Regions from separate parts of the Homo sapiens genome. Here region 1 is linked to region 2. A link is a contact called in ENCODE Hi-C or POLR2A ChIA-PET data. All regions are on one chromosome and are shown on one strand. Each heading gives the region's core, a stretch centred on a gene start or an enhancer-like site at or near the end of the contact. The rest is flanking DNA. Distances are from core to core; before and after follow the strand shown. Region 1 holds the start of DLGAP5 (DLG associated protein 5). Region 2 holds the start of GMFB (glia maturation factor beta).

Evidence for each region. A loop is a pair of places that touch in the nucleus more often than their neighbours do. ChIA-PET counts read pairs that join two places held with the same protein, here RNA polymerase II (POLR2A). Pooled maps may share reads with other maps.
Region 1: a loop to region 2 is called in a map of CD8-positive, alpha-beta T cell, with 5 times the contacts of the local background. The contact joins the promoter of DLGAP5 here to the promoter of GMFB in region 2. A Hi-C loop is called at or near these places in 1 of 168 maps with a recorded cell type or tissue (CD8-positive, alpha-beta T cell), 1 of 37 single-sample maps with no recorded cell type and 6 of 50 pooled maps. POLR2A ChIA-PET finds 5 or more read pairs at or near these places in 1 of 52 experiments (activated T-cell).

What each region holds. Positions count from the first base shown.
Region 1 is chr14:55,189,954-55,194,956 of GRCh38, forward strand. It overlaps DLGAP5 (DLG associated protein 5), which reads right to left and starts at 1,632. Exons shown (of 19, transcript NM_014750.5): 1 at 1,510-1,632. It overlaps LOC105370508 (a long non-coding RNA gene), which reads left to right and starts at 1,720. Exons shown (of 2, transcript XR_943888.3): 1 at 1,720-1,849; 2 at 4,836-5,003. RefSeq lists enhancers at 822-1,375, 1,376-1,928.
Region 2 is chr14:54,486,884-54,491,695 of GRCh38, forward strand. It overlaps GMFB (glia maturation factor beta), which reads right to left and starts at 2,097. Exons shown (of 7, transcript NM_004124.3): 1 at 2,042-2,097. The coding sequence starts at 2,044. RefSeq lists a silencer at 1,780-2,179.

The sequences.
Region 1 (5,003 bases), core at 382-2,881, 700 kb after region 2:
ACCAGCCCCAATCCTGAAGCTATTTAGAGGCATCCAGCTATCAGTCAATCATTAGCATACAAAAAGGTACCACTTTGAAGACTCCAAGGATTTTAGTAGTTGTTTGCCAGAAAACAGAACAAGACCAAATATATAGTTCACAATAACCCTATCAGTTTGCTCCATTATTTTCATCCATACAAGAAATCATACAGTTTAGGCCGGCACGGTGGCTTAGGCCTGTAATCCTACCACTTTGGGAGGTCGAGGCAGGACTGCTTGAGCCCAGGAGTTTGAGACCAGCCTGGGCAACATAACACGACCCCGTCTCTATAAATTTTAAAAAAGAAAAGCCATACACACACACACACACACACACACACGCACAAAATCATATAGTTTAATTGGCACATGCCTTTTTCTTGGAAAGATCTTTGAGAATGTATTCAAGCAAAACAAAAGAGGACAATAAAGACGACGTCAGTAGATCCAACTAGGGAGAACAAAGAAAATTAGAAAGTTTGAGGGGGTCACCTGTGTAGCTGGTATAGAGAACTACCAAGCCAAACTGGAGAAAGGATACTGATTCTCAGAAGTCTTGGCAGTTAAAAAACAAAAACAAAAAAAGGTAAGGGGGAGGCTCTGTGATAGACACACTATGGTATATTCTTCAACAAGAATTAACTAAATCCACTAGAAAACTCCAGATAATAGAAAAATTGGCACAAGTAATGCAATACATTGTTACATGATTCTAAGCAATCAACAAAATATAAAAAACGAGAATCTGTCTGACCTGCATGCTAATAACATTCTCCTCTAAGACCCAAGGAAAGTGACAATGGACTGTGCTTTTCATAAAGAACTGTCTTCTACTATTTATCTCCTGCAATATTAATTCGCTAAAGATTGAAGAAAAATTAAGACTTATGTATTAAATACAGGATAGCACTATCCACAGCAAGAGAAAGAGCGAGCGAGGACAACATTAAAGGTACAATTATCAGAATAACCCTGAAAGGTAGTTAACTATTATCGCTCTCATACAGATGAGGTCAATTAACTGCTCACATTAGCATATCTAAAAGGTGGTGAAGCTGGGATCCCAAGCAAGGCAGCCCTGGCTCCACACACACCTAAATTTTGTTTGGCTGAGTGGCGTTTCCTCCAGCTTGAAAGTCCAGAATGCGTTAATCTTGCTTGACTAGAGGTTCTCAACCGGGCGTTTTTAGTTGCCATGGGACCTGGGAAGAGCTACGGGAATTTAATGTCGGAGCTAGTGAAGAACAGTTTCACCCCAAAGGTCAATTACGCCCCGGTGGTGAAACGCTGACTATTACAGAGGTCAGGGCAAACATATGGACTCTTCTAAAGGCTCGCATTATCAGCTTCGGGAAGGGCAGGTAACACGGTCCTAAAGGAGCCTGCCTCTGACTTGCTCCCGCTCGCAGCCCCCGGTCCTCAGACCCTTCTAGACCTTCAACGGAAGCGGGCCAGTGTTCTCCGTCCAGCTCTCCAGCACCCACCTACCTGAGCCACCTTCTAGCGTGAAACCTCAACCAAACAAAAAGTAAAGAACACTCGGTCTGGACGACCACCGCCGACTCCGAAGCAGGAACCCTCACAACCCGAGCCTCCACGAAATTCAAACTTGCCGCACCGAGCCGCTGATTGGAGGGGCTTTAACCAACACTTCCGGGGAAGATCCCACCCCTTCCACTCAACGAGGCTTGCGATTGGTTTGCTCCGTGCGATATTTGAATTGATTGAAAGGTGAAGGGCCAGTTCAAAAGATGGGTGAGAGAGGGAAAATAGGCGGGACCGCGACGCGGGATGAGAAGGAGTGGAGCAGTCGGGGCGCTCACGTCAGGTGAAGGGCGGGAGTGGGCGGTGGAGCCCGAGGGGTGAGGCTGGGTCCCTGGCAAAGCTGGGCTGCGGGAAATCTCCCCCAGAGCTCGCAAGGCTTTTTTTTTTTTTCTTTTTTCTTTTTTTTGAGACAAGGTCTCTGTCCCTTAGGCTGGAGTATAGTGGGCACCGACCACTGCTCACTGCAGCCTTGAGCTGCTGTGTTCAAACCATCCTCCCACCTCAGCCTCCCGAGTAGCTGGGACTATAGGCGCGCACCACTACGCCTGGCTAACTTTAAAAAAATTCCGTAGAGACAGGGCCTCACTACGTTGACCAAGCTGGATTCAGGGCTTTTTAATGTCCTTGTTTAGTCACAGAATCTAGCAGACCTTCTTGGAATGTTTTCTTTACTAGACGTTTTAAAGAAAAGGCTTACCCCAATTATCAAATCCTTACATAGTTTAGCGTTACTTTTCAACGTCGCCAGCCCCCCTCCCCTTTTTTTTCTTTTTTAGTTCATTTTTTGTTGAGGCGAAGTTTTCGTATACAGTGAAAATAATAGTTTTTCCCCCCCAGTGGACAATTTGATGAGTTTGGTAAATGTAAACAGCTGTGTAACTACCACCCAATCAGGACGTAGAGCATTTCCATCACTCAGAAGAGTGGCCTGTTTCTTTCCTGTCCATCTCCCACCACATCAGCAACCACTCCTCTTATTTCTAGCACTATAAAAATGAAGGTGATAGGTACTCTTTTGGGTCTGCGTGAACCAGAAGTTAGTAGTGTTTGTTATTGAGAGGCATTCCATTGAATACTTTATGCATTCACCAGTTGATGGATTTGTATTGCTTTCAATTTTTGGTGATGATGAGCAAAGTTGCTATAACCATTCTCGTACAAGTCCTTGTGGGCATATTTTATTTATCTTGAGGAAATACAGGAGTGGAATTTCTGGGTCATTCTGGGTATGTTTAACTTAAAATTTTTTTTTTTTTTTAGAAGCAGGGTCTCTCCGTCCCCCAGGCTAGAGAGCAGTGGCACAATCATAGCTCATTGCAGCCTTGGCCTCTTGAATAGCTGGGACTATAGGCGGGTGCCGTCACCCATGTCTAACTTTGTAAGGAATTGCCAAGCAGTTTTCCAAAGTGGTTGTACCATTTTACAATTCCCACCAGCCACATATAAGAGTTCCACTTGTTTCACATGCTTTCCAGCACGTGGGGTTGTCAGTCTCTAATGTTCACCCTTCTGGCCAGGCACTGTGGCTTGCGCTTGTAATCCCAGCACTTTGGGAGGTCAAGGCGGGGGGATCACGAGGTCAAGAGATCAAGATCACCCTGGCCAATATGGTGAAATGCCGTCTCTGCTAAAAATACAAAAATTAGCCGGGTGTGGTGGTGCGCGCCTGTAGTCCCAGCTACTCAGGAGGCTGAGGCAGGAGAATCGCTTGAATCCAGGAGGTGGAGGTTGCAGTGAGCTGAGATCGCACCACTCCACTCTGGCCTGGGTGACAGAGTGAGACTCCATCTCAAAAAAAAAAAAAAAAAAAAAGAGACTGAGAATGGTGGCTCATACCTGTAATTTCAGCACTTTGGGAGGCCAAGATGGGAGAATCAGTTGAGGCCAGGAGTTCAAGTCCAGCACTGGCAACATAGCAAGACCCCATCTCTACCAAATAATAATAATAATAATAATACAATATTAGCTGGGCATGGTGGCGCACATCTCTAGTCCCACTACTTGGGAGGCTGAAGTGGGAACATCACTGGAGCCCAGGAGTTTGAGGTTACAGTGAGCTATGATCGCACCACTGTACCCTAGCCTGGACAAAAAAGTAGGAACCTGTCTCAAAAAAAAAAAAAGAAAAGAAAACTATTCTGCTATTAAGAAACTCTGATGCATTCTTCAGCATGTCAATTATATTTTTTGACCCTAGAATTTCTGCTTCTTTTAAATTATTTCAGCTTCTTTGTTAAATTTATCTGATAGAATTCTGAATTCCTTCTCTGTGTTATGTTGATTTTCTTTGAGATTCCTCAAAACAGCTGCTTTGAATTCTCTGCCTGAAAGTTCCTATATCTATGTTTCTCCAGGATTGGTCCCTGGTTCCTTATTTAGTTCATTTCATGAGATCATGTTTCCTGGATGGTGTTAATGCTTGTAGATGTTCATTGGTGTGTGGGCATTGAAAAATTAAGTATTTATTGTAGTCTTCACAATCTGGGCTTGTTTTTGGCTGTCCTTCTTGGGAAGGCTTTCAGGGTGTTTGAAGGGACTTGTGCCCCAAGCCTAATAATGCTGTGGTTTTTTCAGACTTGTAGAGGTACCACCTTGATAGTCTTGGCAAAGATCTGGAAGAATTCTCTGAATTACAGGCAGAGACTCTTGTTCTTTTCACTCACTTGCTCCGAAATAAATGGAATGTCTCTCTCTGCTGAGCCAGCTGGAACTGAGGGTGGTGGCTCACTGTGGCCACCACCACTGGGACTGTGCTGGATCAGACCTTAAGCCAGCACCTATCATGGCAGTGAGTTCCCCTAGGCCCCGGCTGTTCCCAGAGCTGGGCTGTCTGGGAGCCAGGGATTGGAGTCAGAAATCTTAGCAATTTACCTGAAGTTCTTTTTATTATTATTATTATTATTTTTTTAAGGTGGAGTCTCTGCCGCCCAGGCTGGAGTACAATGGCGCAATCTCAGCTCACTACAACCTCTGCCTCCCAGATTCAAGTGATTCTCCAGCCTCAGTCTCCTGAGTAGCTGGGATTACAGGCGTCCGCCACCACACCCGGCTAATTTTTGTATTTTTATTAGAGACAGGGTTTCACTATGTTGGCCAGGCTGGTCTTGAACTCCTGACCTGGTGATCCACCCACCTCGGCCTCCCATAGTGCTGGGATTACAGGTGTGAGCCACTGCGCCTGGCCTACCTGATGTTCTATTCTACTGTAGCTAACCTGGCATTCAAACCATAATACAAGCCCTTTCAACTCTTCCCTTCCCTTTCCACAGGCAGAGGAGCCTCTCCTATAGCCACCACCACCACCTGTTCATGGGGGTTTCTGCCAGGCCACGGCTGATGATCACATAAAGCTCAAGCATTCTTCTGTCAGCTTGCGGTGAATGCTGCCAGGCCTAGAACTCACCCTTCAGGGCAGTGGGCTCCCCTCTGGCCCAGGG
Region 2 (4,812 bases), core at 847-3,346:
TTGGGGGTGGGGGTGGGGTGTGAGTAAGCAAAAAAAAGGGTTACCAGATATACTAGGCTTCTGGCTGGTATAACAGATTGTCTTGTATAACAGACAGAAGACTAGGTTTGAGGAGAAAGGGCATGAGTTCTACTTTGGACAAACTGAGGTGGCTTTGAGGAGACCAAGTGGAGGAAAAGCTTCCCAGGGGAATGGTAACTAAATATTGAAATATTAATATATAGATCTGGGGTCAGGCGCGGTAGCTCACGTCTGTAATCTCAACACTTTGGGAGGCCGGGGCAGGTGGATCACTTGAGGTCAGGAGATCGAGACCATCCTGGCTAACATGGTGAAACCCCGTCTCTACTAAAAATACAAAATTAGGGCCGGGCGCGGTGGCTCACGCCTGTAATCCCAGCACTTTGGGAGGCCGAGGCAGGTGGATCACGAGGTCAGGAGATCGAGACCATCCTGGCTAACACGGTGAAACCCCGTCTGTACTAAAAATACAAAAACAAAATTAGCCGGGTGTGGTGGCGGGAGCCTGTAGTCCCAGCTACTCGGGAGGCTGAGGCGGGAGAACGAACGGCGTGAACCAGGGAGGCGGAGCTTGCAGTGAGCGGAGATCGCGCCACTGCACTCCAACCAACGCGACAGAGCGAGACTCCATCTCAAAACAAACAAACAAAAAAACAAAATTAGCCGGGCGTGGTGGCACATGCCTGTAATCCCAGCTACTTGGGAGGCTGAGGCAGGAGAACTGCTTGAACCTGGGAGGCGGAGGTTGCAATGGGCCGAGATCCCGCCATTGCACTCCAGCCTGGGCCACAAGAGTGAAACTCCGACTCAAAGAAAAAAAAGTACATACAGATCTGGATTGGATCTCAGAAGCAAGGTCTTCTGAGCTGTAAATTCACAAGTCATCTGAATATAGATGGTAACTGAAGCCATAGTTTAGGATGAAGAATACAGAATGGAAAATGAAGGATTAGGATGAAACCTGGGACTCCTTCGAGCATTGTCCAGGGAAAGGAGAATAGTCTGAAAGGGAAACAGATGGACCAATAGGAGAAGTAGGAGGAGCTCTGTATCCCAGAAGCCAAAGGGGAAGAATGAAGGAAGAGAATGCTTCAAAAACAAGAGAGTATAACACTCTGGAATGCAGCTAAAAGGTCAGAGAAGACGAAAACTGAAAAGAATCCATTCGATTCAGTGACCATGACAAGATCTATTCGATGAAAGTGGGCTGAGAATTGAGTGGATGGTCACAGAGAGCAGTGTTTTGTTGTTTCTAATGAAATTTACCCATATTTTAAAACCTAATGGGATGGATCCAAAAGATCCTTGATGGCGATTTATTTAATTTTCCACTTTATTTTTATGCTTGGGGTCCATCCCATGTAAGAACAGAAGCCACAGCCCCCAGAACCAACAAAACTAAAGTTATTGACAATTACTTTAAGGCCCAGTGCCAAAGCTTTGGGTCGAAAGGTTTCCAACTGCCATAGGAAAGCAAAGATAAGGAGAAATCCTCTGTAGGAAGCTAGGGAAAGGAGCAGAGAGAAAGAAGCTAAGGTGAGGCCGAGAGAATTCAATCGGAATTCGAGTCCTCCCCCAAAACGCCGCCAGGTGGAAGATGCTCGGGGCCCACCAACCCCTGGAACCTGGCCACGGCCCTGGCAGGGAAAGCAGGAATTGAGGGAGCCCTCCGATGGGGCAGACCCCTTTCCCTCCAACCTACAGCTCAGAAGCTGAAGCCCTCCAACCAGAAGGACCTGGCGTGGGGCCTCCCCAACCCCCCTGCTCGTGGCCGCACCCTAGTCCCATGGCCCGCTGGGCGGGTCCACCCCGGGCCCAGCTGGAAGATGCTGCCCTGAGGCGTGGTGGCGGCGGCAGAGGCCAAGTACTCTAGCTATGGGCACTGGCCAGCTGCTGGGAGCGGAAGCGGCCGCCGAGCCCTCCTGGGCGCTGCCCGCCGCCGCCGGCTCCGGAAACCGGGAAAACCCGGCTGGCCGGCTCGCCCAGCCCTCCGGCCCCCGCCCTCCCAGCGGCAACTCACCATTTTCCTTCCGGCCGTCAGCGGCCTGTCGCCTACACTCGGGCGCCTTTAAGAATGGCACGGCGGCCGCCTCCCTTCCTGCCCCGGCGCCTGGCCCAGTCGCCCCCACCTATCAACGCGGCCTCAGCGGGCCGGCACGTGATGGCGGACGGCAAAAGGCGCGGCTCAAAATTAGACAGAATGCGATCGCCTGATTTTTTTTTTTTTTTTTTTTTTTTTTTTTTTCTTTTCCCTGCTCCCTCTAGAGGAGGACGCTCTGCCTGGCTGCAAGTGAGAAACAAACCCAAGGTGCATACTTAAAAGTCATGCCAGTTCTCCGGACCTTTTTCGCAGTCTTCAAGCTCTGAGAGCATGTTAATGGTGACATCAATGTTTTCAATGGTAAATGTGTGTACTGACCGCAGCCTACCTTCCAAATTTGATCTCCCTCAAATCTAGGCACACCTCCTTTCCTCCCACCCTCTCCAGAACCCCACTTCTGACCACGGCTGCCTTCCAGGACTTGGTTAATCAATCTCTCTCTCTCTCTCTCTCTCTTTCTCTCTCTCTCCCTCCCCCTTTCCCTCTCTCTCTTACACACATTTCTTCTCTCTCACACACACACACATTTCTTCTCTCTTCTCTCACACACACACATTTCTTCTCTCTCTCTCTCGTCTCGCTCTGTTGCCCAGGCTGGAATGCAGTAGCACGATTATAGCTCACAGCAGCCTCAAACTCCTGGGTTCAAGCAATCCTCCTACCTCAGCCTCCCCAGTAGCTGGGACTACAGCCGTGTGCCACCACACACCCGGCTAATTTTTAAATTTTTTTGTAGAGATAGAGTCTCCCTATATTGCCCAAGCTGGTCTTGAACTCCTGGCCACAAACAGTCTTCCTGTGTGCCTCCCAAAGCGCTGGGATCACAGGCGTCAGCCACCATGCCCAGCCTCTTTTCTCCATACAAGTTATTTATTGAAGTATGAATGAATGATGATTGGTGTTTCAATGAGCACTCTTATGGGCCACTGCCTAAGTAAACATCAAGAAGTCTCTGTACCAGATGCAGACTTAGTGGAACAAGTCCAGTTTTGAATGCATGAAGAAAGTGGTTTGGGAGAAGTAAAGTTTAGGCTCTAGGATTCAACAGGTACCTTCAATAAAACAAACTGCCTGGGGCAGTACCTCATTTTGTTATGACCATGGGTTCTTGGTCTCTCAATGCAAATTGACCTGAGGCCAAAAGAGTTTCTCCAGGCAAGGCTTCATTGGAGCTTATGCCGGAGCATAAGGGAGGCAGCATAAGAGAATGAGAGAATTCCCTGACTGACTCTCCTAAAAGAGCACAACAAATTAGGGGTAGTTTATGCAGGTCAGCATTATCTGTTTGCCAGGGTTGTCTTGAGTAATGGGCCACCCAATGGTCTGGTTTGCGGCAACAAGGCTGTGAATCAATTGTTCAACATTCCTCTCCAAGGTGGGACACTCTCAACCTTGGTTATCTCCTAAGGCCAGTCATTGGAATTCTTTAAATAAAAGGACTATTAGCAGTAAGGTAGTGGTGTGGGTTTGTCATGAGTGGAAATGCATGAAAAAAATGCTCTAGTGTGGGTGAGCTGAAGCCAAGCCCCATTTCTACTGTTTTTCATTTCCCCTTATAAGATTTTACCTTCCTTATTCTTAAGGAGAAAGGGCCAAAGATCTTATCTTCTAAAGCTACTTCCTGCTGAACAGGGTTGTCATCCCTGCTTAACCCCGGGGGGCATGGAAATCTCTCACCGACTGTTCTACAGACTTGAAGGGACTTGGAATAGTTGAAGCCTGGAAGACATAAACTTTAACAACTGTACCCCTATTGAATATAACAAATAATTATTTTAAAAGCCAAATAGCACCCAGTGATAACTAATAAAATGCTTAAGCTCAGTTTAATAATGATTGTAGGAAGAGATTAGATGCCATTTGGAATCTAAGTGAATAGTCTCCTGTTGTCTGAAATATAAGGCAACAGACTTTTAATAAGAGGCATTTCTATGGAAACAGAAGAAAAACAAACGTTAATGGTTGGTATAATCTATCCAGATGTTAGACTCAAAGCATCTTTAGTTACAGAGGAGGAAGGCAGTGGCAATGTGACATGTTCTTCTTGCTTGTATCACAAGAAATAAGCTTCAGCTTGCAGGGCCTCAGAAAAAAAGGTAGTAGGAATTCTATTGAGTATAAGTCAGAAAAATGGGAGAAAAATTTGAAAACATTATTTTGGAGACTTGTAGCCCAGAAAGGTTTTAAGATCAAATCCAAATTGTAGAAAATAATATTTTATTTTTATTTATTTTTTGAGACAGAGTCTCACTCTGTCGCCCAGACTGGAGTGCAGTGGCTTGATCTCAGTTCACTGCAGCCTCCACTTCCCATGTTCAAGCGACTCTCATGCCTCAGCCTCCCAAGTAGCTGGGACTACAGGTGTATGCCACCATACCTGTCTAATTTTTTTTGTATTTTTAGTAGAGAAGGGGTTTCACCATGTTGGCCAGGTTGATCTTGAACTCCTGACCTTAGTGATCTGCCCACCTCAGCCTCCCAAAGTGCTGGGATTAGACGCATGAGCCACCACACCCAGCAGAAAATAATATTTTAAAAATACTCAAACACAACAGACAAGACTAGAGTCTACCAGCAGGTGTATTATAATATTTCTCTCTCCAGTCTCTCATTTTTATCAGAGACGAATCAAGGTAGGACCAATTTGTAAAATAAGTTTTAGTTTTATTATACTTGGCCTTATTATGTGT